5 separate regions of the Mus musculus genome follow, and regions 1, 2, 3 and 4 are each linked to region 5. The links are chromatin loops, found by intact Hi-C in ENCODE. Cell type or tissue: heart. All regions are shown on one strand. Links, peaks and the distances in the headings refer to the core of each region. The heading gives the core; the rest is flanking DNA. Region 1 has its middle 6.9 kb from the start of Gm31610. Region 2 has its middle 70 kb from the start of Gm31693. Region 3 has its middle 77 kb from the start of Gm31693. Region 4 has its middle 220 kb from the start of Gm31610. Region 5 has its middle 75 kb from the start of Gm31610.

The links. Peaks named below come from ENCODE experiments on the same cell type or tissue, not always from the same donor. Only the 100,000 strongest peaks of a DNase experiment are listed, where the experiment ranks them.
Region 1: a loop joins it to region 5, with 2.0 times the contacts of the local background. A loop is called at or near these places in 4 of 42 quality-filtered maps.
Region 2: it touches region 5 in a loop (1.9-fold over the local background); 3 of 42 quality-filtered maps call a loop at or near these places.
Region 3: a loop joins it to region 5, with 2.0 times the contacts of the local background. A loop is called at or near these places in 2 of 42 quality-filtered maps.
Region 4: it touches region 5 in a loop (2.0-fold over the local background); 4 of 42 quality-filtered maps call a loop at or near these places.

The regions. Positions count from the first base shown.
Region 1 is chr3:21,493,433-21,499,695 of GRCm38, forward strand. No RefSeq gene overlaps it. Among named protein-coding and RNA genes, the nearest start is that of Gm31610, 6.9 kb to the left of the region's middle. In heart, for the core only: a CTCF peak has its summit at 3,781; a DNase peak (open chromatin) is centred at 3,779; H3K27ac peaks cover 1,471 bases.
Region 2 is chr3:21,629,616-21,635,878 of GRCm38, forward strand. No RefSeq gene overlaps it. Among named protein-coding and RNA genes, the nearest start is that of Gm31693, 70 kb to the right of the region's middle. In heart, for the core only: no CTCF peak of the experiment used is centred there; no DNase peak of the experiment used is centred there.
Region 3 is chr3:21,623,021-21,629,283 of GRCm38, forward strand. No RefSeq gene overlaps it. Among named protein-coding and RNA genes, the nearest start is that of Gm31693, 77 kb to the right of the region's middle. In heart, for the core only: no CTCF peak of the experiment used is centred there; a DNase peak (open chromatin) is centred at 3,221.
Region 4 is chr3:21,265,373-21,271,635 of GRCm38, forward strand. No RefSeq gene overlaps it. Among named protein-coding and RNA genes, the nearest start is that of Gm31610, 220 kb to the right of the region's middle. In heart, for the core only: no CTCF peak of the experiment used is centred there; a DNase peak (open chromatin) is centred at 3,219; H3K27ac peaks cover 660 bases.
Region 5 is chr3:21,561,546-21,567,808 of GRCm38, forward strand. No RefSeq gene overlaps it. Among named protein-coding and RNA genes, the nearest start is that of Gm31610, 75 kb to the left of the region's middle. In heart, for the core only: no CTCF peak of the experiment used is centred there; DNase peaks (open chromatin) are centred at 2,956 and 3,116; H3K27ac peaks cover 2,231 bases.

The DNA.
Region 1 (6,263 bases), core at 828-5,827, 68 kb before region 5:
TAATACAGAAATGGTCCCAGAAGCCCTCCAGGCCTGCCTGTCCCTTCTTGACACACTCCTGCCCCGTATCACTGCTGGTCTCCACCTCAGTAGTGGATCTCACTGTGCAGCTGTAAGGGCTTAGGCTTGGGGTTGATGAATGGCTCCTCTAGTTTCACAGGCTCTTGTGTGGCATCCAGGGGACCCAGGTGAGACGGTAATCACCGGTGTATAAATGATTTGGACACTGTAATTTCCCCCTGCGATTCAGCGTGCTTTCTCTCGCTGATTTATTTAGAATGGGCTCCACTACATCTTCTAACCTTGCTTCTCTTTGAGTACCAATAAATGTCAAGCAGATTAGACAGAACCATTACTCAATGGGCACATTTCTAAAATCTGCACAAAGGTGAAAGCCTGGCAGTTTGAGATGATTGGAGTATTTACGGGATGTTAAGAAAACATCTGCTTCAAAATTCAGAGTTTCCAAAGCCGATGTGGTGTTTTATTAGGGCTTCTACCGCCACTCCTTACTACAGAAAATATTAAGCCATTATTGTGTGAATGAGTTTTGAGTACCTATTACATGGAATGGGCTCTACAGAGACTGGCTCTCTAATAGCCACTTACAGTGAACAGGCTTTGCTTTTATCAAAAGAGAAGAGAATAGAGTGCACCTTTACAGTTTTGCTCAATGACAAACGTGGCTAGAAAGAGGCTTGTTTGCTAGTGATTCTTTCTCCCTTTGGTACTGACCATTAGGATTAAACATCTAACACTGGCATGAAATCATAGACAAAAGGTGGTTAGAGTTCACTGAAACATGTCTGGAATTTTCCTTTATTTTAACTGTTCTCATAGTGATTATTAAGCATGAACTACCTCATCTAGTCTTTGGAAGAATCCTACCAGTCTGAGCATGGTGGTACAGACCTGTAATCCCAGCATATGGGAGACTGAGGCCAATCTGATACCTAGCAAGACCCTATTTCTAGATAAGCAAATAAATAAATTGATCAACACTGAAGAATACTTTGATAAAGGTAAAATTATTGCCTGTGATATAAGAAGAAACTGAGGCCTGAAAGGATCAACTAATTTGCTGTTCATCAAATGTTTAGTAGGTGGGAGAGCTTGAATTTCAGCCCAATAGTTTAAATGCTACCGCTCTGTTGTAATTGTTGTATAGAGAATAGTCCAGGTTGAAATCATAGCAACCAGAAAAGGCTCCCTACAAGACCCTGAGATGGAGACACTCAGGAGTCATTCTAAAATCACACTGTACAGTCTTCTGTTTTCTGAGATTTAATCACATCTGCAGGATTTTCTTTAGGAAATATTTGCAGATGGAGCAGCTATGATCCTTAAAAGGAGAACATAAGCAGAGCTGGGTGTGAGGCAGTCCTTGTTTCCAGTCTGTGATGCAAATCCTCCATGTAGTTCCATACACTCCTCAAGTGCATGCGTGGGCTCGCCAGGGCAAGCCACACCAGAAACATGGGTGAGGAGGAGGTGCCACCTTTGTGCTTTTACTTGGTGCTTTCCATTTCTGAGGAATCAGCCACCAGATTAATCATTTATTAATCATCAATTTCAGTGCTGTGTCTGTGAAATAGAAAAGCACGGATTGATCCTCAATGCACATTCTGGCAATTAGTAGCTTTTGCCTCATAACTAAACTGTGAGGTGGGGGAAGGGCGCACACTAAACCGATTGCCCTACTTAGGCAGCTACTGGCAGGAAGGCTGAAATGGATTAACATGCATATGAGAAGACTTGTGTGACCCTGGGAGACACAGGAACCTGAAATAACCTTAATAGCCTGATATTTCATTATCAGCCCCCACTGAACAAAACAAGGCCTATTTAACAATTGGTCTAGAAAGGAAAAATCTGCACTTAAAAAAAAATCAAGGTATTTTATCCTTTGTCTCTTATCCTGGGGATATTTTCTTCCACTCACTTCTCAAAGCAACATCACTGCACTAACTCACATGGTCCTGATTTCATTATATTTCACAATAAAGCAGTCTCTCCACAGGCCTGCCTGAGCCATCCTTACTTCTACAAACATACTCACAAACATGAACCCTGTTTACTGTTGAACCTCTAGCAGCCTGGAGCCCAGCAGTGAGTTAGGACACAAGTAACTGTGCTGAGGATTGTCCAGGGTCAGCCCTGGGAAGATGTTCAGCCTCAGGTAAGAGGGCTGGAGGAAGAAACTGTCCCACCAAAAGACTCAAAATACATGAATATCTTGCCTCAGCACCTGGCCTCTTTCTGACATCTACAAGCCCAGACACCTCGTCAAGTTGTCAGTTGCCTTTCCTGTGAACAGGCTGATTTACCCTGGCGTGCCAAATGCAGTGTGCTCCTCCAGGGAGGTGTTTATAGGAAGATCTAAAAATACCAGAGCCCAAAAACAATCCAAAATAATTGCATTTCTGTTTCTTTATAACGGCACTCTCGGAAAACACACAGTTCTTTCAGTAGCAGAAAATTTCTCCCCCACATTTCCAAATTAGATGTCATATCTTGCGGTAACAAATTCCTTCAGTCCACTAGACATAACTTAGCAGTAGATTTAGTTCCAATTCTCTTTCTTGTTTGTGAGTATGCTATCCATGCATGCATGTCTCCTCTCTATCTTCCCTTCCCCATGTGAGTCTCTCTCTCTCTCTCTCTCTCTCTCTCTCTCTCTCTCTCTCTCTCTCTCTCTCTTTGTGTGTGTGTGTGTGTGTGTGTGTGTGTGTGTGTGTGTGTGTTGATGCGTAAATCCTGTTCTCTCTTATCCTGGGGATATTTTCTACCACCTCGCTTCTCAGAGCAGCATCACTGCACAAGACTAAGTTAAATGGTGTCCTAATTTCATTATATTTCACAACAGAGCTGTCTTTCCACAGCCTTGGCAGAACCATCCTTACTTCTATAAACATACTCACAAACATGAACCCTGTTCACTGTTGAACCTCTAGCAGCCTGGAGCCAAGGAGTGAGTTAGGACACAAATAACTGTGCTGAGGATTGTCCAGAGTCAGCCCTGGGAAGATGTTCAGCCTCATGTACACATGCACATAGAGGCCAGAGGTCAATGTCAAATATATTCTTGCATCATTCTCCACCTTATTTTTGAGAGAGTCTCTCACTCTATCTGAGACTAAGCAACTCCTCTAGACTAGCTGGCTAGAAAGATCCATGGAGATGCCTACCTCTGCCTCCACAAAGAAAGGACTAAAATGTCCACATTGTCACTTGGATATTTCGAATTAAACTCAGGTCCTCACACAACAAGCACCTTCCCCCATCCCCAGCCCCATTGATTTAATTTGTTTTAAGCAGAGGAATAAAAATAATGTTAAAAAAGACAAAAACAAGGGTCCTTGGTTTGCAGAGGGTTCTGGACTCTGAACGATTAGGAGGTGTGTGAGTCAAGGAGAGTTTCTGCTCCCTTCTGTGAACAAAAAAGGGGAGAGTGAGAAAAGGGAACAAGTACTATACCAGAGTTACCTCACTAAATGCTCTTGATATTTTCACCAGTCTTAGTTTGTGTCTTTCATTTACTGAATGCTTATATTGACTTGGCAAATATTTATTGACTCTGTATGCTGTGCCCTGCAAGAAGAAGATACCAGTAGGAGGTTGAAACAATAAAAGATTTTTGCAAAGTCTTTCAACAACAAGCCACAATTTCAGTTTTCTTTTTTCATAAGATTCAGAAGGCAAGATTTTCCTAGGTCAATGAGACTACACAGCTGCACAGTCTTATCAGGCTTTTCCCTCCTGGAACAATGCCTCTTCCTCCCAGAGTGCTGTGCTGTGCATCAGGAGGGTAGCCGAATGAGTGCCAGGACTGAAGAGGCAGAAACACAGTGCATGTTTGACAGTCTACCTTGGCTCCCTGAATCCTTTTTCCTGATCAGTAAACTTGGAGAGGGAAAAAAGGACAGAAAGGTACTTTAGAAATATTGGATTAAGTACATTATTAAAATTAAGTTCAACCTTCCTTTACTTTCACAAAGCTACTAGAAAATCTTTAATTGTACTTGCATATAAGTTAAAACTTTTAAGTTATACATCTGTGACTCATCTGTGGCTCATATTACATTTCTCCCAGACAGCCTTGCTGTACCCTCTTAGTTACTAACTTAGTAACACCTGCGGAGATCGTGGAGATAGCTAGGTCAGCGCAGCACATGAGGACCTGAGTTCAACCCCTGAGTACTGGACAGGTGAAGACAGACAGATCCCAAGGCTCAGTGATGAAGCAGCCTGGTTTGGCCATTGACAGACCAGGGTATGGCCCTATTCTGAAAATAAAATCAAGTAGATAGATGGTACCACAGAAATGACCAGCAAGGCTGTCCTCTGATCTCTTTACAGAGAGCACACATGTACATAGTCATGTACGTGGACACACATAAATGTACACACACACACACAGAGATGGGGGAGTAAGGGCTAGAAAGGGATGGAGAAGTGAATAATGACAAATAAATAGCTATCCACTTGGAACAGGTGAAGTAAGTCCTCCTGTTTTGGTCTGTGAGAAGAGAAGCAGGAAAGGAAGGGAGGAGGGGGACATGCTTCTGTCCATTCTAAGGCTGGCACTCACTCCCCTTGATAGCTGAAGTGTTTTAGTTCTAGTTTTCCTTGATGCTTGGAGGGCTTTAGCCTAAAGACTTCAGTTAGACTTAAGCCAAGAACTCAAAACGTGGCAAGGCCCATTGATTTTGTCATAATGCTCAAAGATGAAGATGAAGACAACTAGAAGATGAAGGCAACTACTAACAGGGGGTGGAGGAGCAAACTCCATAGAAAATAACAGAAATCCAGGAATAGGGAAGCACAGGTAGCCTGGACCTAAGACAATTTGAGGGGAGCTGAAAGTCCGGGAAAAGAGAGGAGATGACTCACTGCTGAGCTCTGCCTCTGAGCAGATGTTCTCTGTCCCTTCTCTGCTTCATTCTCTTTTTTTGCTATTTCATTTCTTTCTGGGCAATTCTTCTTGATAATGATTTTTGCCCATACCCCTTGGCAATGGGCAACAAGACACTTTCTTGTTGTTGTTCTTGTATCAGTCAGAGGCAGAGCAGATAGCTCTCCTTTGTTCATCTTAGCTTGATGCCTGACTTGGTGGTAAAAACTGTATTGTTCCTAGGATTCATAAAAGTGAAATCAAATCCAGGCAGCACAGAGTGGGTGGAGAAAGACAGACAAAGACATGTAGCTCGTTATGTGACCCACAGACCTGCCCTCTAGCCCATGGCACAAGTGTGCTATAGACACCCAACTGCTGTCATACTACATAACACAGCACAGATGAAGGATGCCACCCAGGGGTCTGCCAGCAGCATGGTCAGCATTAAGTGGAAGCCACCACAATGTGCTTGTGTGTGGTGGTCAGAAGGGAGAGGAAAAAAAAAAGTGGAGCAGCTTGAGCATTATGACAGGAAATGGAACTGCAGACTCAGGATGGAGAGAAGTAGCTTGTTATATATGGCCAGCCTGTGGCCATCATGAGGTCCCAGCTAGAAATACTGCTGCTGAGAGTCATGTCTGAGTCTGTGCCTATGCAGTAGTATAGGTGTCTGTAGTTCATATTATCACTACAGAACATGAGGATGTCGTTGATTGCGGCAACCACTAGACCACCACTCACTGGATGAGGAGCTCAGGAAAGCTGGCCCCATTTCTCACTGGCAGCAGCACAGTAGAGCTGGCCCTAGTGGCAGGGGTGTAGGTGAGCCAGCCCTGAGGGCATGAGTGTGGGAGAACTGTCCCTGCCACAGGTATGCTGTAGGCTGGTAGCATGGGCACAGAGATGATTCCCCCTCCACCGCTCCTTGTCATCTCTGTCAGTGGGGAAGGCTGCCTGCTGGTCCTGAGCTTGGGAGTGCTATCCATGATGCTGGGAGTGCTATCTGTGATGCACACGAGCTTCACCAGGTAGGAGAACAGGCCCTGCACATGACCTGGACAGCACAGCAGAGCTAACTCTAGTGGTAGGGACAGAAGTGAACCAGCCCTGAGGACGAGAACATGGAAGAGCTGGTCCCACCACTTGTCTGTGGTGAGATGGCATGGGTGCTAGGGTGAAGCATCCCCCCACTTTACCCTCACCAACTGCAGCAGTCAGGGGAGCTTGCTATAGGGTCATGAGAGCAGGAGAGCTGACCCAGCCCCAGACTGGCTGCAATACTCACTAGAGCAGGTCTAGCACATTGTCTGGGTAGCACAGTAGAGTTGGCATTAAGAGAGGGGGCAGGTGAGTCAGCCCTAAGATC
Region 2 (6,263 bases), core at 645-5,644, 68 kb after region 5:
CCAAACTTGAATCTAACTGATAATTCAGATTTTTTCAACCTTCAGACATACTTTCAAATCTGAATGTTTGTCACAGTTGAAGATACTGTTGTCAATGTGCCATATTATTTTGGAAGTAATGTTGACTGTAACTAGTAGAGAGAAATCCAAATGTGGTTTAACTGACAGCAACATGTTAGCTTTCTAGACAGGGATTAGGAGTCTTCCCCTGAGCAGAGATCCCTCCTTCTTGATGTGTTGAACCCCACCTTCTGTTTCCTTGGTAATGCTAGAAAAGAAAATATTATAACTACCCTCTCTTAGTTCTAGTAAAAAGAATAGAGTACTTCTAGCCCCTTAGGGAAACATGGCATTCTGATATGTTCCCGTGGTTAGAGTATTACATACTACAGTCTCCTCTAATAAGAGTTAATCCAAGGGCTAGAGAGATGGTTTAGTGCATAAGAGCACCAGTTACTCTTACAGAAGATCCAGATTTTGTTCCTAGTACCCAGTAAATTGTGGCTTACAACCATTTTTAACTCCAGTTTTAGAGGACTTCTTCTGATCTCCACATGGGCCAGGCATAGATGTGTTATACATACATGCATGCGGGAGAATACTCATATGTACACAATAAATAAATCTAAAAAACAAAACAAAACAAAAAACTTTGCAGTTCATCCACCTGGGTCTATCTTTCATTTTACCAGGACACAATGTCACAGAGAGGCCGATTCACCTGAAAACATGCTCATGAGATAGAAGGAATAATTATCACCTCCATGACCTCATGGACTTGTCCTCATAGAAGCTATTGACACACTTTCTTCATGGCCTTCTTCACAAGGCCTCTTCTGTGAAGAACTGAACTTCACTCCATACCCCCAATGTCCTATTGATGCTTAGATTGCTACCTCCAGGTCTAAGATAACATTAAACTGTGCATCGGTTGCCTAGCTGGAATGGAATAACAGCAGGCAGTATTTTGAAAGGTTAATAAGTGAATATCATATGCAAACAGTTTATGGGCTGTGACTAGGATGTTACTCTGGCATTCTCAGCTCCTCCACACTGGATAAATTCAAATGAGCCCCACACAGCTTAGTGTAGGAAACAAATTGCATCAGAAACAAAGTAGTGTACCCCAAGATGTGAAAGGGGACTATGGCAAAAATAGCCATAGTACCAACTACATGTTGGAGGAGGCAGTATATTATTTCTTAACCTTCTAAAATAGACAGGTTTCCTGAGGCATGGTTTTCTGTCCAGGTGTCTGACAAGACAGTTTGGACTAACTTATAAGAAAAGAAACAATAGTCTTTCTTTTTCTTTATCAAAAAGCGACTTACCACCCAGTCTAGAAATATAACTCAGATACCATTTTTAGATTTGAAAGAATTAAAGATAAAATAAATCAATAAAAATGACCATATTTCCCCAGCAGAAATCAGGCTCCCCTTAGCAGGCTTCAGCAAAGCCTTTTGCACTCGCCTTTTCCTCTTTCATACAGTATTTTAAATCTTTTTTTTTTCAAACATAGTATGTATTTATTTTTTGAAAAATGTCAAACATGTGTGCAATGTATTTTGATATCTTTGCCCCATTTAACTTCCTCTAGATCTCTCCCATACATACCCTTTTCAACCTTATGTCCTCTGTAGTTTCCACCAATATCCCACTGAGTCCATGTGGTGCTATGCATGTCTGAATAGGTTTAGGGTCATCTACTGGAGCATAAGCAACCTACATATAGTAGCCACCCATGAAAGAAAAATGACTTTCCCTTCCCCAGCAGCCGTCAACTTCAAATACCTCCTCAGTTAGAGGTGAACACTCTTAGATTCCTCCCCCAGCCCTGTAAGAGAGTCAACCAGTTTGATCTGGTGTGGTTATTATTAAGGTAACCACAAATGTTGTGCCTTTGTGTGTGTACCAGCCATCTCACAACCAGAAGACAAACTCGCATACCTTCTCCTCCAACACCCTACAGCTTTCTCACATTTCTGTTAGGTTTCCAGAGACTTGGGTAAAGGAAGGTGATACAGATAGCTCATCTCTGGCTAAATACTCACAGTCACTTATTCCCAGCACTTTGTGATAAGTTATTTTCTGCTGAAGAAATGAGCCAATTCAAGTCTAATTAAAGTATATAAAGGCAAGTTTACTGGAAAGTTGCTCTCAGGTGGGTTCACTGGTCCTAAGGAGGCCAGGGAAATTGCCCTGAGGAGGAAGATAAAGGGGAGAGGGGGAAAAAAAAAAGCAAGAAAGAGCATGTTCATGCAGGGAGAGAGAGAGAGAAAGGGAGAGAGGAGACCAAAATCTCTGGACTATATAGGAAAAAAACTCCTGGGGGAAGGGAAACCCAGCCCCTGGGCTGGAAAGTTAGTTCAGAGCAGAGTGCAAGAATAGCCAGCCATGCAGGTTACAGGTAGGGACTATGGGATGCTGGAAGAACCTGGCAGCCAGGTCCACTTTGGTATGTTAAATATCCACCTCAGCTCCTTGTCTAGGCTCTGAATCCTAACACCAGTTGTGAGTCTGCTTGCATAAACCACTACCCATTGTAAGAAAAGAGAAGGAAAAGGAAAGGAAAGAAAAGGAAAGAAAAGGAAAGGAAAGGAAAGGAAAGGAAAGGAAAGGAAAGGAAAGGAAAGGAAAGGAAAGGAAAGGAAAGGAAGAGAAGAGAAGAGAAGAGAAAAGAAAAGAAAAGAAAGCAAAAGAAAAGAAAAAGATAATCTCTCATGAAGGCTAAGAACAACAAAAATTTATAGGTACGTACATAAAAATTTTGAAGGTAGTTTAATAATATTGCCATTCAGCAAAAATATTAATAATATGTTCCTCTCCCTGAATAGCCTATTACCTTCCCAGCTCTGTGCTTCTAACCAGATTTACAGTAAAAAAATATGAAATCTCTCCTTAAGAAGAGCTATCAAATCCAAACAGAAAGTAGTTTGTTGTACCTATAACAACTATGCCACTATTATACCAGTGTGCCCATCTTGTCTAGCTGGTTGTTATTGTAAGATACAGTGTTTAAGGTTGGGCAGGACAACTGATAATCTTTTTTTTCCCCTCGAAGCCTACATAGCACCTTTTGGTATTATGAAAGCTAGCCAGAAAAGGAAGAATCTCCAAGTCATTTAGAGATTGATTCATCTACATCTTGCAAGCAAAGTATCTTATATCTTCAGCTATAATATCCTACCATCTAGTTATGATGGGCAAGATAGAATAATGGCAATAATCTGTGCTGTTTTGAGTGCCACTGAGGTCTCCCTGACCATAAGGAGTTATCCCAGAGCACTAAGATTTTCAATTGCTAACCCATGATTTCTGGGAGCAGCATTGTCCACCCATTCTGTTTAAGCTCCTTTTCATGTTTCAATTATGTTTTTTAATTCACTTAAAAACAAGTGGGTTTCCATAAATCTCAGTTACATCCGTGGTTGAATTAGTCTACTCCCCTCCTGTCTTATCTATTCTACCCTTGTTCAAATCTTTAAAGCCTCCTTCCCAGTTTTCCATGTCACATGTATTTTACTATCACCCTCACATTAATATTTTAATTCTTAAAGAGAGCAATGTAATATTTTCTTCTCCCTTAAAATTAGTGTACTAGGAGGAACAAAAGAAGAAGGTGTTTAAAACTGGTTGTGAGGAAGGCATCTATCCTTAATAATTTTCAAGCATGCTAATTTCAGCCTACCAACATAACAAACCATGGAATTATGAATATCACTAATATAAAATTATTTCACAAAACATACACCTGGTTAAACAGATAAGCTAGAAATGATACATCCCCTGAGTATGTCAATTTCATAAAATTAATTACAACTCTACTTTATGAGTTAATAATAAATATTCATCAAGTCTAAGACATAGCTTTGAGCATTAGAAATAGCACCAATTTATTTACATAGCACTTTATAATTTCACAGAGCACATTTAGAGAGAAAGAATTATTTGATTTCTATTCACACTATGGAAGTAAGTTTCAATGCCAGCCACAACCAGTGCTTAATGTATCCATCTCTCTCTCTCTCTCTCACTCTCTCTCTCAAACACACACACACACACATAAACATCTAAATGTCTGAGCTATAATTGAAATCTGCAGTGGCCGATTAATCAGTCAGCTCCTAATAGCCTCTTTATTATGATTAGCAAATGCAAACATTGCTTAGTTTTAGCCTCCTCCCCCACCTCCAAGACTGCTGCTCTCAGAAAAGGGCAGCTGTGTCTTAGAATTCACTATCCACATCAGGTCCAAAAGCTCCAGGGAGAGAGGACAGAAATAAACACACATATTACTGCCTTTCCTGCCTACCAACTAATTTCTTTTCCTGGCCAACATCCTCAAAATTATGATAATGAAGTGGTTCATGAGACTGTGAAAGAGAAGTTGCTAGGCTTAAGCCACAGTGGAGGAGGGGAGGTTAGTTCCCTATACAGCTGCAGGGCCTTTCCTTGCCAGGCAGAGCAGCCTTATCTACAGAAAGTCAAAGAAAAGACAGAAAAGACTTGGTTGGTTGGCTCTGTGCTCATCCTGAGAGTGGGCTTGAAGCCCACTGTACTACAAGCCCTCTCTCTTTGGCAGCAAATGCAAAAGAAATATCACAAAGAACCAGTCAAAGACCGGTATCGCGGACTCCCTGGCATTTGTTTAATCTCTTAGCACTTTTAATAGAGTTAAGCAGAGTTGACTTAGCTAACAAGGAAGGGCGAGAAATCGAATCTGGATTGGCATTTGTGTTAAACTAAGGTAGGTTAGAGTTTTACCTAATTGCAGATGGGGAAAGACATAAAAATAAAAACATAAAATAAAATAAAATAAAAAATTTGTGTAAGTCTTAACTAACTCTATGAACTACATATCCAATAGCTTGTTCCAGTGCTGACATTTCTGCTCTAAAATTGTAGAACCATAGAAGTTTAAAGTTTTTTTTAAAAGAAATTAAAGTAGGTCCCCTAATAGAACCCTTTTACTAAGGGGAGACTAATTTGGTGGCACACACTTAAAACCTCAGCAGTTAGGAGACAAACAGGAGAATCTGGGTTCTAGGCCAACCTAGGTTACAGAGCAAGATCATCTATGCCCCATCCCAAATGCAGGGATAGGAAAAAGAGGAAAGACGGGGTGAAGGGTAGAGATGAAGGAAAGATGGAGGTAGCAGATTGGCAAACTAACTTAGAATACTTTCTCCAACTTAAGGGGACCCACTTTAGGCTCTGATCTTCAATGGAATGTTCTAGTGTTCTTTCTGGGAACAAAGCCTGGCACAACGTTTACTGAACAAGTTTACTTATGTCCATTTCCTTTAAGTAGTTACTTCAAAAATAAAAGAAAATGAGGTAGTCAGTCATAGAAAGGCAGCTTGGCATTGTTTGCATAATCTGGAACTTTCGAACAGGATGATCCAAATAAGGAAGTTACTCATGTTTTAATCAATCAGATCACGACAATCCTGCTCAGTCACATTGTAAGGTCTAAAACTAAAAACTCCTTGAAGTTTGAAACTATGACCAATTATGAGGCCTTTTACTAATATTCCTGACAGTCAATGTATTAAAACTCAGACTTGAGTTCTTCTCATTTGCAAATAGGAATAAAGAAGCCAAGACAAGGTTCATCAAAGCTCTCAAGCTAGAGACTGCCTCAGAGCAGGCAAATGGATGAAACACTCAGCCCTAAATGGGATTTCTCCATCACCTTTCTCCCATCAGCAATCAGGGAACCCTGCAGAAGAGGTGGTGGAAAAAGTGTAAGAGCCAGAGGGCAAAGAAGGCCCTCTAAATCATCAGCAATGACACACATGTGAGCTCACAAGAGACTGAGACAACATCCACAGAGCCTATGCAGGACTGTACCAGATTGGGTTCTTAGAATTGAAATGAGTGGACACATGAACCCGTTCCTAAACCAGAAGCAATCTCCAATTGATAATTACTTGCAAATGAGAATTGACTTTCCTCCAAGAAAGCCTCATTGGGGAAATAAACTACTTTAGGAATAAGCTGTATGCCCAGCTGTAGACACCCAAAAGAAATGAACTCTGCTGCAACTTTGCAAGTTCTTTATCTCACAATGTCAAGTTAAGCAAGGCCTTTCTTTTCTTTTCTCTTCTTTTCTTTTCTTTTCTTTTCTTTCTTTTCTTCCTTCCTTCCTTCCTTTCTTTCTTTCTTTCTTTCTCTCTTCCTTCCTTCCTCCCTCCCTCCCTCCCTCCCTTCCTCTTTCTCTCTTTCTCTCTCTTTCTCTTTCTCTCTCTCTTTCTTTC
Region 3 (6,263 bases), core at 487-5,486, 61 kb after region 5:
ATACACAGGAATAATGTGGTCACTGTTTATACCTGTTTGCATGCCAATAATGAGAATCCTAATGCCAAGTCAGCACCAGGGAAGGAAGAGGTAGGAGGTGAAGAGTAACAGAAAGAGGTGAAGAATAAGGAGGGAATGAAAGGGGAGGGGAGGGGAAGGGGGAGGGAAGGGGGAGAGAAGGGGGAGGGGAGGGAAGGGGGAGGAGAGCAGGAGGGGAGGGAGGGGAGGGGAGGGGAGGGAGGGGAGGGGAGGGGAGGGGAGGGGAGGGGAGGGGAGGGGAGGGGAGGGGGAGGGAAGACCAGGGGAGGCAAGGGAAGAAGAGAGTAACATATATTACAGAAAGGTTCTTACCCATAACCTGGAGGTCTTGGAAGTGCTAGGCACCCCAGCTGAGTTCAAGAAGGACGGCAGGAGAATGACAGTCCCTCAGAGAAAATAACAAACAAAACTATTTTTGACTTGCCTTGCAGATTTTCCAGGGCCTACTATGTTCTAAGATGTTCAGAAAAAATAAAACACAGTGAGGAACTGTATCTGTCAGTGGGGACTCGCTAGGGGTCATTTGTAGGCATCAGGTGGCTTGCCCACCTGTCCAACTAGCCCATGGTCAAGTCTGGTTCATGACTGTTTCATTCACATGAGCTTACATGCAATGGGACAAGCTCAATGACACTGCAAAAGGACAAACACTAAAAATATCCCTTTTCCTCCAGAAAAATCATACACAGAAATGATCAGTGTGAATGTACACCTGCAAGTTTATGTTTGTATGCATACATATGTGGTTGTGGGTTTCAGTATGTCTTCAAGTGCCTTTGTATGTGTGGATTAGTCAATTATAAACCTCAGGCATTGTTCCTGGGGGATAGTCCACCTTGTTTTTGAAACAAGATTTCTCACTGCCCTGGAGCTTACCAAGTAGGCTAGGTTGGCTGGCCTTTGGACCTTATAAATTTGACTCCCTGGAGTTTTGATTTCCTTTGACACAGAATTGTAAGCTTGCACCACCACATCCTTTTTCCTAGCTTCATTTCAGTCACTGTGATTAAATCTCCTGACAACAAGCAACTTCTGGAAGAAAGGGTTTGTTTTACTGCACAATTCCAGGTTACAGCCTATCACTGCTGGATGTCACAGCGCTGGGAGCTTATTGGGCACATCACATGCACAGTGAAGAGCAGAAAGAAGTGACGTGTGCATGTGCTTACTTGCTTGCACAGTTGTGCTCTGCTTGAATTTTAAAATTCTAAGTCAGTTCAAAACTTCCTATCTAGAAAATGGTGCCACCAACACCAACTAATTTTATTAAGACCAGTCCTAACAGAAACCACCATAGAACAATCCAACATAGACAAGCCCTCATTGAAATTCTCTTGCCAGATGAGTCTCGGTAATGTCTTTCTTGTTTTTTTGTTTTGTTTTTCTGGGGTTTGTTTGTTTGTTGTTGTTGTTGTTATTGTTGTTGTTTTTTCGAGACAGGGTTTCCCTGTGTAGCCCTGGCTGTCCTGGAACTCACACTGTAGACTAGGCTGGTCTTGAACTCAGAAATTTGCCTGCCTCTGCCTCCCAAGTGGTAGGATTAAAGTCGGACGCCACCACGCCCGGCCCGGGTCTCTGTTATGTCAAGTGGACGTTTAAAGTTAATTATTTTATGTGGATTTTAGGGACATAACTCAGATCTTCATGTTTGCTTGGTAAACCCTTTATTTAAAAGCTACTTTGCATGCCCCCGAAGTGAAATTTTAAAGTAAAAATAAGATCCAAAACTTTAATGGTATGAGAAAAATTATTTAAATCTTACTATATTGCATTATACCCCAGGAACCATTACTCTCTTTTCTTCAAACTGACACTAAAGGTAAATAAACTTTACTGTGTCTGAAACATTGAAGAAAATCTTGAAATTGACACAGTCTTACTGAAGGGCACATCATATACAGGACTATATTCATATTGTAAGTTTTGGGTAAACATCGAAGAAAGAAGTTAGTAGTGGTACCTGTCTATCTCTACTCTTTGGAATACATTGGAGATTACCCCAGCCTCCAAAGACGTGAGCAATACAGCACTAGATACAAAAGAATTCTATAGCCATTTGCTTTTCTGAGCATTCCTGCAAGTATGAACACCTGTGGTATATGTTACTTTGCTCTGTGCTAATTTAAAAAGACAGCTGAAGGAAACACAGGCTTACTTTGGCTTAGACTCTGAGGCTATAGACCACCATGATGTTGGCAACCATGACATCAGCAGTGAAAGGCAGCTACTCACATTGCATCTGCGATTAGGAAACCAAGGTGAAAGTTGGTACTCAGCTCAAATTCTCCTTTAGAGTCATTCTCAAATTCTAGCTTATGAAACAATAGTGCCACATTTTGGGAGCATAGTCCCACCTCAATCAACATAATCTAGAAACTTCCTCTGGTTAGATTCGGCAATGTACCTGTTAAGTGATAATAGATCCATTCAATCAACATTAGCCACTACATATGTTTTGTATGTGTGATCATGTGTAGATTTGTCTATGTGTGTGTTCATGAGATGATTGTAGGAAGTTCTTCTCTTTATCTTCTCTTTAATTAAAATAAAACTATGTCCCCTCAGAACTCTCCAGGAACCGGCTGAACTGTTTAGAGGTGACAGAAGATGGATGAAGGGAGTACACATCCTCAGAGGTGACATGCTTACAAAGTCATCGTCATCGTTAATGCTTGATTTTGTCTTTAATCATTCCTGGGACAAGCACACCTTGGTAGGATGCTGAAGGACTTAAAAAACAAAAAAAAAAACAAAAAAAAACAAACCTTGGGCTCCCAGATAAGAAAGCAAAACAAAGCTGAGTATGTCCTGTATAACAAAGAGCCATTCAGAATCTTGCTTCCAGTGGGATCAAAGCAGCAAGAGACACTTTCTTCTTCCTCCCCTAAATCAAATTCAGAGAAACCATTCTGGAATCTCCACACACAGGTCAGTCACTATGAAGACACATGAAGTTTGAAAACACTCTCATTTTGTTCTTCAGAGCCACGGCCATTAATAACCTCTGAGAAATCCATTAATTTTCTTCTTTCTGCTTGACTGGTATTTCTGGACCAAAATACTCAGAAAGCAAGGCAGGAGGGAAATGAAAGCCCGACAGCTCAACATTCAGAAAGTTTGTACTGGAACTCATTTATTTATATTTCAGAATTCCAAAGCAGATTAGCTGGAAGGTGTCCAAACCTCAGAAGCCAAACCCTCTGCCAAACATTTTTTCGGGCTTGGCAATCAGCAGTAGAATATGGCCAGATCATTAAAGAAATCCTGTTCTGTATTCCCTTCAAGTTCCTAAGGCAGAGTTTAAACAAAAATTATTTCCTTCAGAGACTCATCTGCATGATAAGTTTCCATCTGTGCATCAGAAAACAGCACAATGGATTAGCCACCTCACTCGGGAAAAATAAAAATAAAATAAACCCACATTTTTTTCTCTCTCTCTCTAGAATTTTATGACAATGTGTCCTTAAATGGAGAATCTGCCTGCCACCAATCACTTAGGAAGGAGTTGTCTGTGACCTTTCTGTCTTGTCTTTCATTTTGCAATAGTCTTGGAATGAGAGCCCATGGGGAAGATGGGGAAAATGGGCTTTGCCAAATACCATTGGTAAATATACCATTGGATGAAATAAAAAGCAGGGAGAAGACACCAAGATGAGATAGTTAATTTCAATTGTCAAGGTGACAGAATCTGAAATCAGCTTGGAAAGGAGTTAGTAGAAGGTTGTCTAGAGTAGGCTGGCCTAGGACTAAGCTTGAAGGAATTATCTTGACTATATTGATTGATTTGGGAAGACCTATCTTTTTTTTTTTTCCTTTTAAAAATATTTTTATTAGGTATTTTCCTTATTTACATTTCCAATGCTATCCCAAAAGTCCCCCATACCTTAATGATGGTCTGTATATATAAGTGGAAAGGGCAAGCATGTTGTAAGCCGGCCCACGGCTTACAAGGACCGGGTATACCTGGGAGGCAGGCTGGGGCTGAAAGAGACTTAGATGGTGAGAAATTAATGGAGCCAAGACATAATTCTGTTCAAGGCCCTCCAGTTTACTAAGAGAGACTACTTATAAAAGGGGAAGGCCCATCCCCCGCCAGTCCATTCTTGGTGTCTGGAGCCAGCCTGTAGGCGATGTGCAGAATAAGATGTTCCTCAGGGGCTTCTCAGCAGGTAGCAGTATCTTGGAGAGAGCAGCAGAGGTGGCAGAACAAAAGAGTCATCTAGGTAGGAAGGCTCCACCTTAGGTAATTTCCTTCTCAGTGGCAGCAAGGTCAAAGTCTGGATCAGCCTACTTCAGGGCTGAGGGGGGCTACACAAGCAGAGCACTAGCATTAATGCATTGCTCTCTTCTACCATGGACTGAAGAGAAATAGCTGCTTCAAGCCACCTTGATGTCTTTACCAGGATAGGCTGTAACATGGAACTTTGAGTAGAAACACTTTGCCCTTAAGTTGGCTTTCATCAGGGTATTACAGCAACAAGAAAGAAACTAAGCAAGATAGACAATGGTATATCTGAGGAAAAGGTGAATGAGAAAAGGTCCTCTCTGGGCATCTGGAGATGTATAGGAACATAAATGTACATGACACCAGCGTAATCAACATAGCCTTTATGAAATACATTAAGGTGAGTATCCTGGAAAGGCAGACTGGCTTGTGGAAAGGTCTAAATATTAACTGATAAAAAAGGACACAGGCCACTGTGGACAATACCACCCCTAGGTAGGTGGTCTTATGCCATAAAAGAAAGCTCTGAGTTACAGAGAGTTAGTCCTTGATCATCAGGGGAAGAAACAGGCAAGCATGGCACTGAGCAATAGTTCAGTGTCTTGGAACATGCTTCAAAAGTGAAGTCATGTGAGAATTCTAAGTAATTGTGAGAAAATTCCTACAAAACAAGACTCTCGTGACATCAATTTCTTCAAAACATGGAATTGCTCTTGGGATATGTTGTTGTATTTTTCCCAGGTGTAACAGATAGGAGTAAATTTACCTCAGATTATTTGTATATTGTTATTTGTTTATATGCCTCAATGGAAAACCATGTTTTGCCACATGTGACTTTTCTGCCATGTGCAATTTGTCCTGGTGATTGTACACTTTACTCAGATGACCCTTCTGAACCCTCAGAGTATAAACTGTCTGATGCTCTGAATAAAGTGGACTATTGCATGAGATGATAGTTCACCTCATTCATTGGCTCCATTCTCCCAGATCCTACTTCATGAGTGGTAAACAGCTGAGTGTTTTACCTCCTGATCCTCAGGCAGCAGGCAAAGAGAGAGAGACAGAGACAGAGAAAGACAGAGACAGAGAGACAGAGACATAGAAACCGAGGCAGAAATGAGGACAAAGACAAAGACAGAAACCTCAATACTCAAATCCAGTGAAACACCTCCTCCAACAAGACCATACGTTTTAATCCTTCTCAAATACTTCCACCAACTATTTGAGACCACATGTTCAAACATAAGTACCTGTAAGGACCAATCTCATTCAAACCACCACACAAGGCAAGCAGCTTACAGACAGCTATTCCTATAGCCCTGTGAAGGGTGCTCTTTTATGTGACATTATTCCATTGTGTCAAATTATGGAAATAGCAAAAGTTAGTTATTTAAATAAGCATGTATTAGGAGGTTACTACTAAAAGGCACTGTTTCGCTTCCTAAGAACTAGGGCAGCTGTCTGTAGGAATCTCGAAGCCCGGAGGGGAGCCCAGAGACACCCACATGCACAATCAGAAAACAAACCTTTGTTCACAGCCTCCTGAAATCACAAGAGACTCATATGCCTGATACTTAGGTCCTACATTTTATGATGAAGCTCATTTTCCACTCATGTGTATATGGTATAGCATATCCCAGTTATTTTGGCTTCTGTTTATAAAATAGGGTCAAACTGTTTTTTAAGCTTTCTTTTTTTTTTTTTTCCTTCCTCCCCTCCCCCCACTCCCACTTCTTGGCCCTGGCATTCCCCTGTACTTAGGCATAAAAAGTTTGCACGACCAATGGGCCTTTCTTTCCACTGATGGCCAACTAGGCCATCTTCTGATACATATGCAGCTAGAGACACGAGCTCTGGGGGGTACTGGTTAGTTCATATTGTTGTTGAACCTATAGGGTTGCAATTCCCTTTAGCTTTTTGGGTACTTTCTCTAGCTCCTCCACTGGGGGCCCTGTGTTCCATCCAATAGCTGACTGTGAGCATCCACTTCTGTGTTTGC
Region 4 (6,263 bases), core at 843-5,842, 300 kb before region 5:
CGGAGCTAGGCCTCTGTTTTCTAGCTGTCAAGCTACAGTTAGCTTAGCTGTCAATGTAATCTGGAAAGAATAAATTATAACCTAGATGTTATATATTACTTAAAATGACTGAGGTTGGTCTATAGTCTACTACCTAAACAGTTTCTAGGTCCATGTGGTCTCCATCACAACTTGAAAGAGGTAATCTAGCCATCAGGCCCAAAATATGAGAAGTTTTTCCTGTGGAGTAGGAATGTGGAAGAAATAGGTTACAGTGTCTTAGGCAATGAGACATTAAATTCTCTGTGTTTCCTCCGTCTGTCCACAGTTTAGGCCACACCCTGGCAGCTCGGCAAGGCAAAGGAGTAGTATTTCTCAGTGGTTATCATACCACAATCTAGGCAGTCTTGAAACTGTGCCCATATCTTCTCAGAGACCTTGGAGGGGAGGAGAATTTACTGTTAGAATTTGAAAGTCTCCACTCATCCTAGTAAGCTTTAATGTTACATTTAGCAGCTTTCTAACAAGATTGAGAGCCAGTATCTATTAAGTGTATCTGAGTTAGACAACCTGTGTTTATTTATTTGTTCTAGAATGTATCTAGTAAATAAAGAGAATATATTTTAAGTTAATAGCAGTGATGACACTTGCAAAAACAAGGCTAAACTTACTTTTAAGGCAGTAATCTTTAACTTGTTTGCTGTTGTAAATGTTTACATTGATATTAAAATTATTATTTAACTAAGGCAGGATACAAATCAAATGAAAACCTTATCTTAATTGACGTGTCTTTGGAGACCTTAAGTCGTGGTGTTCTAATGTGAGGAGGCAGAGAGTTGGGAACTGCCTATAACAAAGATGGCAGATAGTCACGAGACTGCCTTCAACCAAGATGGTGCTGAAGCTACAGCTAGACATGAGATCACCCTTAGCTAAAATGGCGCTGAAGTGATAGCTCTACCTCTGGAGGAAAGTCATATGTTCAATCTTAGAATGCAAAGGCAGAAGTGTTGTTATGTATCAGCAGAGACAAAGAGACATGTTTTGTCTGGCAGACAGGAGATCTCTCCCTGTCACAACAGGCAACCTCTTGACACTGCGCAGAATGGCAGGTCTGAGTTGAGCACGGTTCTAAAGCTGCCTGTTTGGGCAAGCAGCTGGCAATGGTGGTGGTGGCAGCAGTGGCGTTCAGGAGCTGCAGGAGGCTGGAGATGTGTTTGGTGTCTCGACTCAGTGCCAGGCAGCTAAGGAGCGGTGGCAGTAGCAAAGTAGGGTGGGTGAGAGAGTGAGAGAAGGGGGGGGGTGCAGAGAGAGGAAGAGGAGGGGCAAAAAGCGGAGGGTGGGGAAATAAGGCGTTTCAGCGCCCGCCATTATGCAGCTACTTAGAGTTATAGCTCATGGGTACTGGGCCCCAATTTAGCCTGTGAATTCGGAAGACTTTAAGGCTGGGAGGCATCCCGGTAGGGAACCTAGAAGTAGCAGCAAAGGCTTTTCCTTTTAGGTGAGAGTAGAAATTATAAATATTATCCCTACCTGCATCCTGAGGATAAATTAATTACTAGAAACAGTGGCAACACAGGCCAAATCATCGGGTCTTCATGTGATGAAGTCCGGGCTGAACTTTTGTGGCATTGAGAGAACGGTGCACCTAGGCTTAAGATTTCCCAGGAGCAATAAATAAACCGCCTCAAGGAGAGAGAAAACTCTCACCCAGGGGAAAGGATCCTAAAATGAGGAGTCAGCTAGAAGGCCAGTCATAACTGTGAATACCTTCATCCTCAAAGACACCAGAGAGTGGCTGAGAGCCCAAAAGCCCTCCTTGCAACCAGGGGTCATTTATGCTGAGGAATGGGTAGTGAAGCTTACCAATTTACCACTGTTTGGATGGAGGTCTACCGATCCACTGGCTAGAAAGTCCATGTTGCGTTGGAAAATATGAACTTGCAAGTTTGTAAATCTGAGTGTTGGCACCAAATGTTGTGTTTTATAAAAAGGCAAGTATATGTTTTGTAGAACACAGTATAGTGAAGTGGGAAGGGTGCCCCAGTGGGCCCCTGCTGAAGCATCAACCTCTCCCCGAGGGACCAGCCATAGGATGGGTATAGTGTAGAATGGGGCATGGGAAAAGAGTAAAGACAGAGAAAAGAGTAGAGACAGAGAGAGAAAGAGAGAGGGGGGAGGGGGAGGGGAAAGGGGAAGGGGAAGGGGAAGGGGAAGGGGAAGGGGAAGAAGCAGGCAGCCAGGAACATGAGGGGGGAGGGGAGAGAAGGAGAAATGGGTAAGGGAAAGAAGAGAGTCCGAGGGAGAGAAAGGTCACAGAGCACAAGCAGGGGGTATACAGCCCTTTTTATAGCAGGCCAGGCCTACTTAACTCTTTGGTGAAGCCTAGAATGAATGTCCGCACTGTGGCTTAGGGGCACCTTTAGAAAATAACATAGTTTTCTAAGTTTATTTTATAACAAATAACTAAGGAAGTAATCTTTTGTTTAGTTTCTAGTGTGGGTGATTCTCTTAAAAGGCCAATAGAAGTAATTAGAGCATTAGAAAATATATTGAAAACAAAGCACAAAGCTGGAAGTTTAGCTTGATATACCTAGCACATGTGAAGCTCCATGTTCAAATTTCTGCAAAGAAAAGTAGAATTAAATAAAAAATGTACAAATTCATATGACATCAATGTGTCATGATTGGTATAATACTTTCTCCCAAATTTTGAGTTTTGATGATTTTTTTGTAATTTTTGAAAGATGGATTTCCATTGATCCAATGGTGATAAGCATCGAGCTGCAGTTGTCTAGCAACATGTTTATCTGCTCTGTGTCTTCAACCACTAACTACCATGCAGATTATTAAGATTTGGTGATATTCTTAAAGGCAGCATTTCTAAAGATACTAGAAAATTTATGAAATGTTCTCCTCTTTCCCATTGAGCCTTGTTGAGATCAGCTGCATGAGGTTATGAGGTTGCTAGAAACAGAGGCAGGAAGAAAGAGGCGAGGACTGAGGGGCAGTAGAGGGAGGCACATTTCCATGCTATACCACTGGAGTCAAGATAGTTACATTTTCATATCATTTTTAATGTTGCTCAAGCTCCTAGAATGCACCCACACAGAAGGCTTCAGTTAATGTGTATGTATTTTGAGCACTCCCCTCTTTCAACCCTCTAGTTTTATTTCCTTCCTTCAGATAAGATGAATGCAGCATGACTCAGGTCATAGCTCAGTGCTGACGCATGGCTTCCAGATAGAACTGCCAGCCAGGAGAAGCCGCTCCTGTAAAGATCAAATCAGGCAGCTCTGGGTTGATGCGAGGTCATCCAGAGCCAGCTTTGACATCTGATAGGACCTTGTGATCAATCAGGCCTTTCTTCACTCTTCCACGCTTTCTGTATGACAGTGGCCCTAACAAACAGTTGGGATACATCATGAGGGACAGACGCATTAGACTGTGAAAGGAGAACAGTGTGAATATTATGAAAGAATCAGTAAAAGAGAAGCCCTCGCCTTTCTAACCTTGCTCTGTTCAAATGGTGGGAAATCTAAATCTCAGGCCTGCCAAGACTACTTTAATCTGCTTCTTAACATTTTGTACATTCTGTACATTAAACTATAAACTTAGAACATTCTCAGTGTCATAAGATGAAATTTTAGCCAGCCTGTGCTCTGTTTACTTCTGTTTATAAGTACAGTGTGTGCTCTCTTTGAGTCTTTGTGTGCTTGCCATTTGAGAGACACATACATACTGTGGAAACCTAGCAGCGAGGAATCAGGGCTGTTAATGCAAGCACATACTGACCCCAGACCCATGCAGGGCTTCAGCAATTCCAAGTCTCATCATCAAAAAAGTCATGAAAACCAAATGGCCCTGAGAATCCTGTGCCAGACTCCATCAGTGAGTGGTATTGAGCCATGCCAAGGACCAAAGGTGGACTGCCAAGCACAATATCATGTATGCCTTTGATGTAGGTGACATAGCAGTCACCTCAGTGATTTCTAGGGATACGATAGCTCTTTTCACCCCTCGACTACTCTCTCTATCTTGCCTGTTCCCCTCTCAACCTCATTAACAGTTCTCATGTTCCCATAAACACATTCTCTGAGGTTTTCCTGGGGAAGATTACACAATGGAACTGGGCTGCTTCTGCTTCGCCAATTCATATTGAGAGGAGAAAACTGGGATAGAGAGCAGCTAGAAGAGGGTCTGTAGTGCCTCTCCAGTCTCCCTCTGGGAGCCTTCTCCTCAGACTCTAAGGACTTTAATTATTGGCTAGTGACCTAGAAAGTGACATGACTTCTGAACTGAGATTTGTCGGCCTGGGTTCCATTATCACAGAGAGATGGAATTTCAATCACCTTTGCCTTTTGTTTGTCATGGCCAATCAGAGTAAACCATATACAGATTTTTGTTGTTAGTGGATGAGGAGATTTTTTTTTCTTTGAGACCAAGTCTTGCTGTGCCTCTGATTGGCAGGTAATTGTCTAAGCTATCCCAGAATTCATAGTAGTTCTCCAGTCACAGGCTACTAAGTGTTGAAACTGCACAACTTCAACAATATTAATTTGTATTAAATAACATCCAATTTTCTTCTAATTGGTGTTCCAGCAGTATGCTTGAACTTCAAAGAAAATAGACACGTAAAAAGTAAAACAAAATTTCCACGTGATAATTCAGATTAATTATTAAAATAATCTCAAGGAATTTGTTGATTAAGTCATCTCACTCAATAGGAAGTGTGCAAACTTTCACTTTGAAAATAATTGAACATTTAAATTATTCAGATGTGCTATCACAAGTTGTATGTGTGTGTCTGTGTGTGTGTATACATGTGCATGCTAATGTGTTTTTTAAAGATGAACATGTGTACATGTGTATGTGTATGGACATCAGAGGTTGGTTCCCAGTGTCTTCTTCAGTCTCTCTATATATCTTGCTTTTTATAGTAGGGTCTCTCACTGAAAGTAGCTCACTAATTTGGCTAAATTGACTCCTGTCTCAGCCTCCCCAGTGCTAGGATTACAAGTGTTCAACTCCATTCTCTAGTTTTGACATGACTAGTTTGGATTGAACTCAGGTCGTCATGCTTTCTCAGAAACTATTCTACTTACACCCAAGACGTTTATAGTATATGATTTGGGTCACTTATGGTGTTACATTCACAAATAAAATAAGTCTTGAAGGGCATAGAGCCTACCTGAATGCCAACTGAATTAATTCAGTGGCTGCTCTATCACAGTAACAGAATGCCCATAGCAAATGTGGGCTTTCCACGCACTGTTTTCAGGTCTGTAGAAGAGGATTTGAGAGAAAATCATAGGGGTACACTAAAGAAACTTTCCAGAGAGAATCACAATAGTTCTGAGGGTCCCGTGGATGAATAAAATCATTTCTCATGTGTGTTGGTGTGTAATTAACACAAATTTTGCCCTGATTTTTGACCCCAAAGTCTCAGAAGTTTGTGAGAATATAGAGAATATTTACAGAAAAGCATTTTTCCTGAATAATTTTATTATGAAAATGTGGCACAAATCTTTGAAACAATAATTCTTTCTAGGAAGCTTCAAGAAGTTTTTTGAATAATCAAGGGACTCTACACAATACACATATGGTGGTGTCCGTGTAATTCCATCCCGCTTCTGCCCACTCTCAAACAGCTGCAGTTCCCCTGTGTCTTGAATGAAGAGAATTGGCACTTGAGAGGAGTGCAATTGGAAAAGAAACAAAATATGCTTGCTCATATTTTCTTCCCAATTAATTTTCCTTCCTGTGTATGTAAGCGGTGGGTAGGGGTGCACACTTACACTTGCATGTGCAAAGTTTCTGTTTGTGCAAGTGCTCAAGCATGTTTGTGCAGAACAGCAAAACAAATCTCCTGGTATTGTCTCTGAAACTCTGTTCTCCTTCTCTGTCTCTGTTTCAGCCTCTGCCTCTCTCTCTGTCTCTCTGTCTCCCTGTCTCCCTGTCTCTCTGTCTCCCTGTCTCTCTCTCTACCTCTGTCTCTGCTTCTCTCAATGGTCTCTCAGTTGCCTGTAGCTTGTCAACTAGGCTAGTTGGCCAGCAAAACCAAAGCTTTTTGTTTGCCTCTATATTGCCAGTGCTGAGATTATAAACTTATACTATTATGCTAAAGATCAAAGCCATCCTTACATGGTCTATCTTCTGAGCTATCTTACTAGATATAGTGTTCATTTCAGATGTAAGAATGAAAAATAAGAGGAAGAAAAAAATCTGGAAATTATGTGAAAAGAACCTTCAGATGCCAGACAGTGAAAGAAGATAAACTTGCT
Region 5 (6,263 bases), core at 880-5,879:
ATCCCAGGGGGTTAAATTGTGGAATGAATAAAAAGAGCAAAAGGAATAAGCCAGCTGGGCGGGGGCATCACTCACCCCACTGCTGCTTGCTGACCTGCCCCATGGACTAAGCTGCTTAGGAGCAATGCCTTCCCCTCCAAGATAGACTGCTTCTCTGTAACAGTCAGCCACAACCAATTCTCCCGGCTTTAAGTATTTAATATAGAGCACAACTGCCCTTCAGAGGAACTTTGAACCTGTACACAAATAAGAAGACATAGGCAGGACTGTTTAGTGCTTTTAGAAAGAAAAGGAATAGGTTTTTTTTTTCTTTTTGTTTTTTTTAATGGAAAGAAGGAGGAAGTTGAGAGGGAGAGAAAGAGGGAGGGAGGAAAGAACACAGTTATAGATGTCAACGTCTATTCCAGCTTCTATGACCAGAAGTGTATTTTACAAGTTCAGAAAGCTGAACATGGTCATGCTCATGTGATCCCAGCATTTGAGAGGTACAGAAATCCAAAGCCACCATTGGCTAAGCAGAAAACTTGAGGCCAACCTGGATGACAAGATGCTATCTCAAAAAAAATTAAAAATAAAAGTCTCATAACTTACTCAGTAGTTGAAGAGAAGCTAAAGAGAGTGAAGAAGAGGAGGAGAATAAGAAGAAATAATAAAAGCAACTGAGATGGTTCAGTAAATAAGAGTACTTGAAGCCAAACCTTATGACTAAGTTCAATTCCAGGAACTTACATAGTAAAAGGAGAGAACCAACTTCCATAAGCTGTACTCTGACCTTACATGTGCACCATGGTATGTTTACACACACACACACACATACACACACAAATAAATGTAAAAGTTTTAAAAATAAAAGTGATGTCAATAATAATAGGATATAATAGGAAACACAAAAGTGAATCTAGCATGTTCATCGCTTTACTGAGGATGATGGGAGATGCTTTCCCAGCTGTGTGTCATAGGAAAAGCAAGGATTTGTGAGTCGGATATCTAGGGTTTGACTTACTCCAAAGAAGATGGACAGTTTGCATACGAAGATGACTTCTGAAGTTTCTCAGAAGTCACCATTACTAGCCTTTAAGATCACAGCCTATACACTAACAAATCTAGTTCAACTGTCCACCTTCAATAACCAATTAAAAGAGCCAAAAAATTAATAACAATAACATTGATAATAAAAGCAAAGAGAAAGAGAGGTATATTTAAACTGGCCACTTGCGAAAGAGGGATGAAGAGATCCAGTGAAACTCTCCCTCATCATCCTGAAATGAGATAAACAAATGGCTATGGACAGGCTGTCCTATGTCTTGTCAAGGTGTGGTTTCAGCCTAGTTGCAAGGGTTTCATTCTTTCAGAGAGCTAAGTTTCCAGTCCGGCTGGCATGTTTTGTTCTCCTACTGTGGGGAAATTCCCATTTCTTAGGGTTCCTGTTCCAGTGGTTTGATAGTCATAGAGAGACATGGGTATCTCTTTAGGACACCTTCAGCTCTGCCAGACACATTGCATCATGACTTATGCAGTGGTCTTTGGTTACCATCTCATTCATGAAAACCTGCTAATGAGGGGTGGAGCCTAGATCCAAACCATATGCTCCTTGACAGCAGAGTGATTAAGAACTTCCCTGGGCCAAGATGTACAAAAACAGTGTAGTGTGGCATATGAAAATGTCCTTTCGGCAGTAGAGTGCCTTTGCTCAGAATATTCTAGAAATTTAAGATTCTCTATTCCCACTAATGTTGAAAGGAAGCTCCAGGGCAAGAACTAAAATAAAATAAAACCTCTCACCCACATTACAAAGGAAATGAAGGAAAAAACTTTATGTATTTAAACAGTAAGAAGTTAACCAGTTCCCAAAGTTGAGTAAATTTGTTTCAATCTTACAAGTTTGACCAAAGATCAGTTAAATAACAAGTAAAAATTCTCTGTAGAGATTTTTAGAGATGACTAGCAGAATGCCGTATGCCACTGATACCTGTGTTTCCCTCAGGCCTAACGAGTCAAGAAGAAAACCAACCATGCTTGCCAAGTTCCCTTAATTTCCCACAGTGGAACAATGTCTGCTCAAGGAGCCTCTGTCCTGAAATGACTCAAGGCCTTCCTCCCTTGAGCAAGCACAGAAAAACATGGGGGGAGGGGACCCACATGCCAGAATCTTGCTAGCCCATCAAGGGCCTCATTATATAAACAGTAATGAAATGACTGGGGTTGATAAGTAACTAAACTTGCAGGTAAGTGTTCAAACTAATGATTTCATATATGTACACGTCTATACAAAATACACTTATCTCCCTTCCCCAGTCTATTACAAGGACAACAAGATTCTAATAAGGGCATTTCATTGTTCTAGACAGCAAACCTTCATTGGTTTTTTTTTTTTTTTTGGGGTGGGGAGGTTGTTGTTTTGTTTTGTTTTGTTTTGTTTTTAGTGTCACACAAGACAAAACCTATTGCGTTTGAAAAACAAAAGCATTTTTAGATCAAAACAGAGCAGGGACTTGCAAGATGAATAATACATACAAGTAAGGCACCCACCTCAGTTTTGTTGTGATTTATCAGCATGCAAGGGATGGGACAAAAATAAAGGGAAAACGATTCGATTGTTAAATCAAGCCTTCTCAGCTTCCTGGCTGTAGTCAATTTGCCAAAAGCCTTTTCTCTACTGTAATCCCATTTTTCAACATCTCATAACTAGAACCTGATTGATCATGTGGTCACATCCAGCCCAGACTCATTAGGCCAATTAAATCAAAGCATGTGTGCTGGAGATTCCAGCTCAGGGGCTGCTGCAGTGCCAGCAACAGCTTGGCTTGCCCACATTCCACAGGGTCTTATTTCAAGTGGTGTGATCCCCACATGGACGGTTTGATTTATTAAAGGGGACATTTTGTCACTCAGAAGGACTTCTCAGGACACTGGGTGGTGGGAGAGCAGTGAAACCAGGGCAATGTGACAAAAATAGGAGAACTTGTCACCCAAACCCGGAGGCAGCTCACACACACAGCAATGTATTTTAAGCATGAAGAAAATAGACTCTGTCTTAACAGCCTGGTTCTGTCAGAAGAGCGTCTCCCAGAGAGCCCTTCTTGGCTGTGGACTGTTCTGAGAACCTTTTTCATCTTTGTTGCCAAGGCAGCTGGGGGGAGGGGAAGCTGTGCTGGGTTTCCAAAGAATTGAGCAGCCAATACTATGAGCTTCCAGAACAGTGGGGCAGTGGCAGCCTCATCCTTAAGGAAAGGGGACTAAGAGATACAAGGAAGACTCAAGCTTGGGCAGTTTTTTAGAACCCTGACTCTGTCTGAAGAAAGCATCATGTGAGGTTCGGGTCTAATGGGTTAGGGACTAATTAATTGGCCAAAGATTTGACAAGGCTGAGGGTGGAAAGGCTCTTGGTTTTAGGGAGTATTTGGGTGTAGGAAGCAGCCCTGAAAGGTGAGCTCCCAGTCTGACTTTTAGATCCTGACAAGGAACATGGAGATGGAGGGAGGGAGCAGTGGAAGATTGTCTGTCCACGCTTCAGGGAAATGCCCTGACCTATTCACTCCTCTGTGCCCAGAGCTACAGCCTCAACACGCCTGAGTAGGAAGGATGTGTCTAAATCCACTCTGTGCTTTTGGTTTGTTTTTATCTTTGGAGAGAGAGAGAGAGAGAGAGAGAGAGAGAGAGAGAGAGAGAGAGAGAGAGAGAGAGAGAGTTTAAAATCTATTTTTGCCCAGGCATGAGTGATCATGCCTGTGTATCCTAGAGCGTGGGAGGCAGAAGGCAGGAAAGTGGCAGCTCACTTGAGATCTACATAGTGAATCCCAGCTAGGGGTCCATACTGGAATCCTGTCTCAAAAACACAAACAAAAAGATTTTCTTTGTGGCCACACAATTCAGTTCTATATTAGCTAATGAGTCACTTTTATGGACTTTTCAAAAAACTTACATACCACAGAACTTTAGAATTAAGAGCATTTTGGCCCAATATATTTGGTTACAAATGAGAGGACAGAGGTCTAGAAAATTTATTTCTCGAAAGAGATAAAGAAAGCTAAGAACTGAGCTAAAGATTTTCAGATGCAAACTTAAAGCCTTACTCAAAGGCTTCTGTGATGTGGAGGTCAGGGGTGGAGCTCTATTACAGGCATGTCCCCCAGAGCCCAGACTGCTCTCCACAACCCAATTCCTACTGGTCCTTTCCTTCTGCAGTCTTCAGCATCCCCCATCTCCTTGAGTAGTCTGATGCTTCTCACTAACACTGGACTTCAGTGGGCAATCAGATGACACTCCATCTCCACACAGCACAATGAAACTTCAGCCAGACACTTGTTCTTTCTTATCTTTCAGAAAATAAGCCATGAATTCCAGAACCGTCTCTGTGAGACAACTGGTCATCTCAGCTTGTTCTAACCCAGGGCCCCATTCATTCAGGACACCCTGGAGTGTTCAAGGAAAGTGATCTGCAAGCAGTAGGTCAGTAGGTCACACCCAGCAAGGAAACTCACCACAGGACAGACTGGAGGACACAGAAAAGTGATTCACAAAGAACCACCTCCTAGTTTCACTCTGTGAGGGTGCAAGTAGCCACACAGGACAGCAGGGGTGGGGTGGGGTGGTGAGGACCTAGAAAGGGTCCTGGTGTCATCAGCAAAGCAGGTGCTGGTGAGAAAGAGCATTGAATCAGGTCAACCAGGTGAATGACACTGGTTTCCTTTAAGGATTGTCTGATGCATATAGTATAATTTGATCAGATTCACTCCAGGTATCATCGTTTTTGTGTGTGATCCACTGAGTATAATCAGGATTTTTATGCAAGAGTATGGATGGGATGTTATTTACTGGAGCACAGCCATCTAACCAGTGGCTGCAGCACTGGAGAAAATGGCTCCTCTCCCCCTCAGAGTTCTTAACTGCCAACAGCTCCTCAGGGAGAGAAGGGTCAGGAACAGCCTTTTAAAAGATATCTATCTAGGGAGTGACTGCTGATTTTCTAAACTTCTTTTCTAATAACTGGAATGGTGTGTGTGGCAGGTGAGTTGACAGAGACTAGACTGTGAAGGCCACTGTAACAGATGGAGCATTTTAGTCAGGGTACAACCAATCTCTTCTCCCTCTGGCAAAACAAGACTACTGATTAAATGTGGTATGGCCTTCAATCTCCTGGGGTCACATGGACAGTAACAGCTCTAGAAGAACTTAGAAAAATATAAAGAAAAATTCACAATAAGCAGCTTATTCACAGCTTTGAGACATAGCGTTACTTTAATTAAAAAAAAAAACTTCTGGAAATATACTTTTGTTATATTTTGATTAATATAATATCATACCTTTTTCATCTTGGAAGTTCAAATTGGGGATAGTGTGGATATAGCTCAGCTGATAGAGTACCTAGCATGTACCAGGCCCTTAGTTCAAGTCCAAGGACCTTATAAACCAGGCACTGTGGTGCATACCTATAATCCCAATATTTGGGAAGGAAAGGAAGAAAATAAGTTCAAATTAGAATAAATGTCTGTAAAGGAAAAAGACAGTCACTATTAATTTTACAATACTCTAATAACTTTTATTTCTATTCAATATTTTCTTGATTGAGAATAGCTGGTGTCTTGAGTTGATTGTGTGTGTGTTTGTGTGTGTGTGTATGTGTGTGTGTGTGTGTGTGTGTGTGTGTGTGTGTGTGTGTGTGTGAATATGCAGACTGTACATTCAGTTTACAGTCATCAAGAACGTGAAGAGGAGTGCATCAGAGCTAAAGAGATGGTTCAGTGGTTAACATCTCTTGCTACCATTGCAGAGATGTTCAGTTCCAGGACCCATAAGGGAGACTCACAACCATCTGTAATTGCAGATCCAGGGAATTTGATGGTCACTTCTGGCCTCCTCAGGCACAAGGCACATAACTTGTACATAGACATTCATACAGCCAAAGCACTCATGCATATAATCTTTTTTTAAAAAATTAAAGGAGAAAAAAATGTACGTGAAAGACTGTGGTTTTTTAAAATAAACTTTCCTCTCTGTTGAACAGAAAAATAAACGAGATTATTTTAATCAAATCATAAAACTAATAACCATGCATTCAAACTGACATTTTTATATTATATTTTGAGAGAGGAAATCTAAAACTCTTTGTGTAGCTGAGAGTGGCCCTGAACTTCTGATCAGTCTGTCCCTACCTATCTCCTGAGTGCTCGGATAACAGATGTGTGTGCTGAGCATCAAAACCTTGGGCCTCAGCATGCCAGGAATCCCTCTACCAATTTCGGATATAGCCTCAGCCCCAAAAC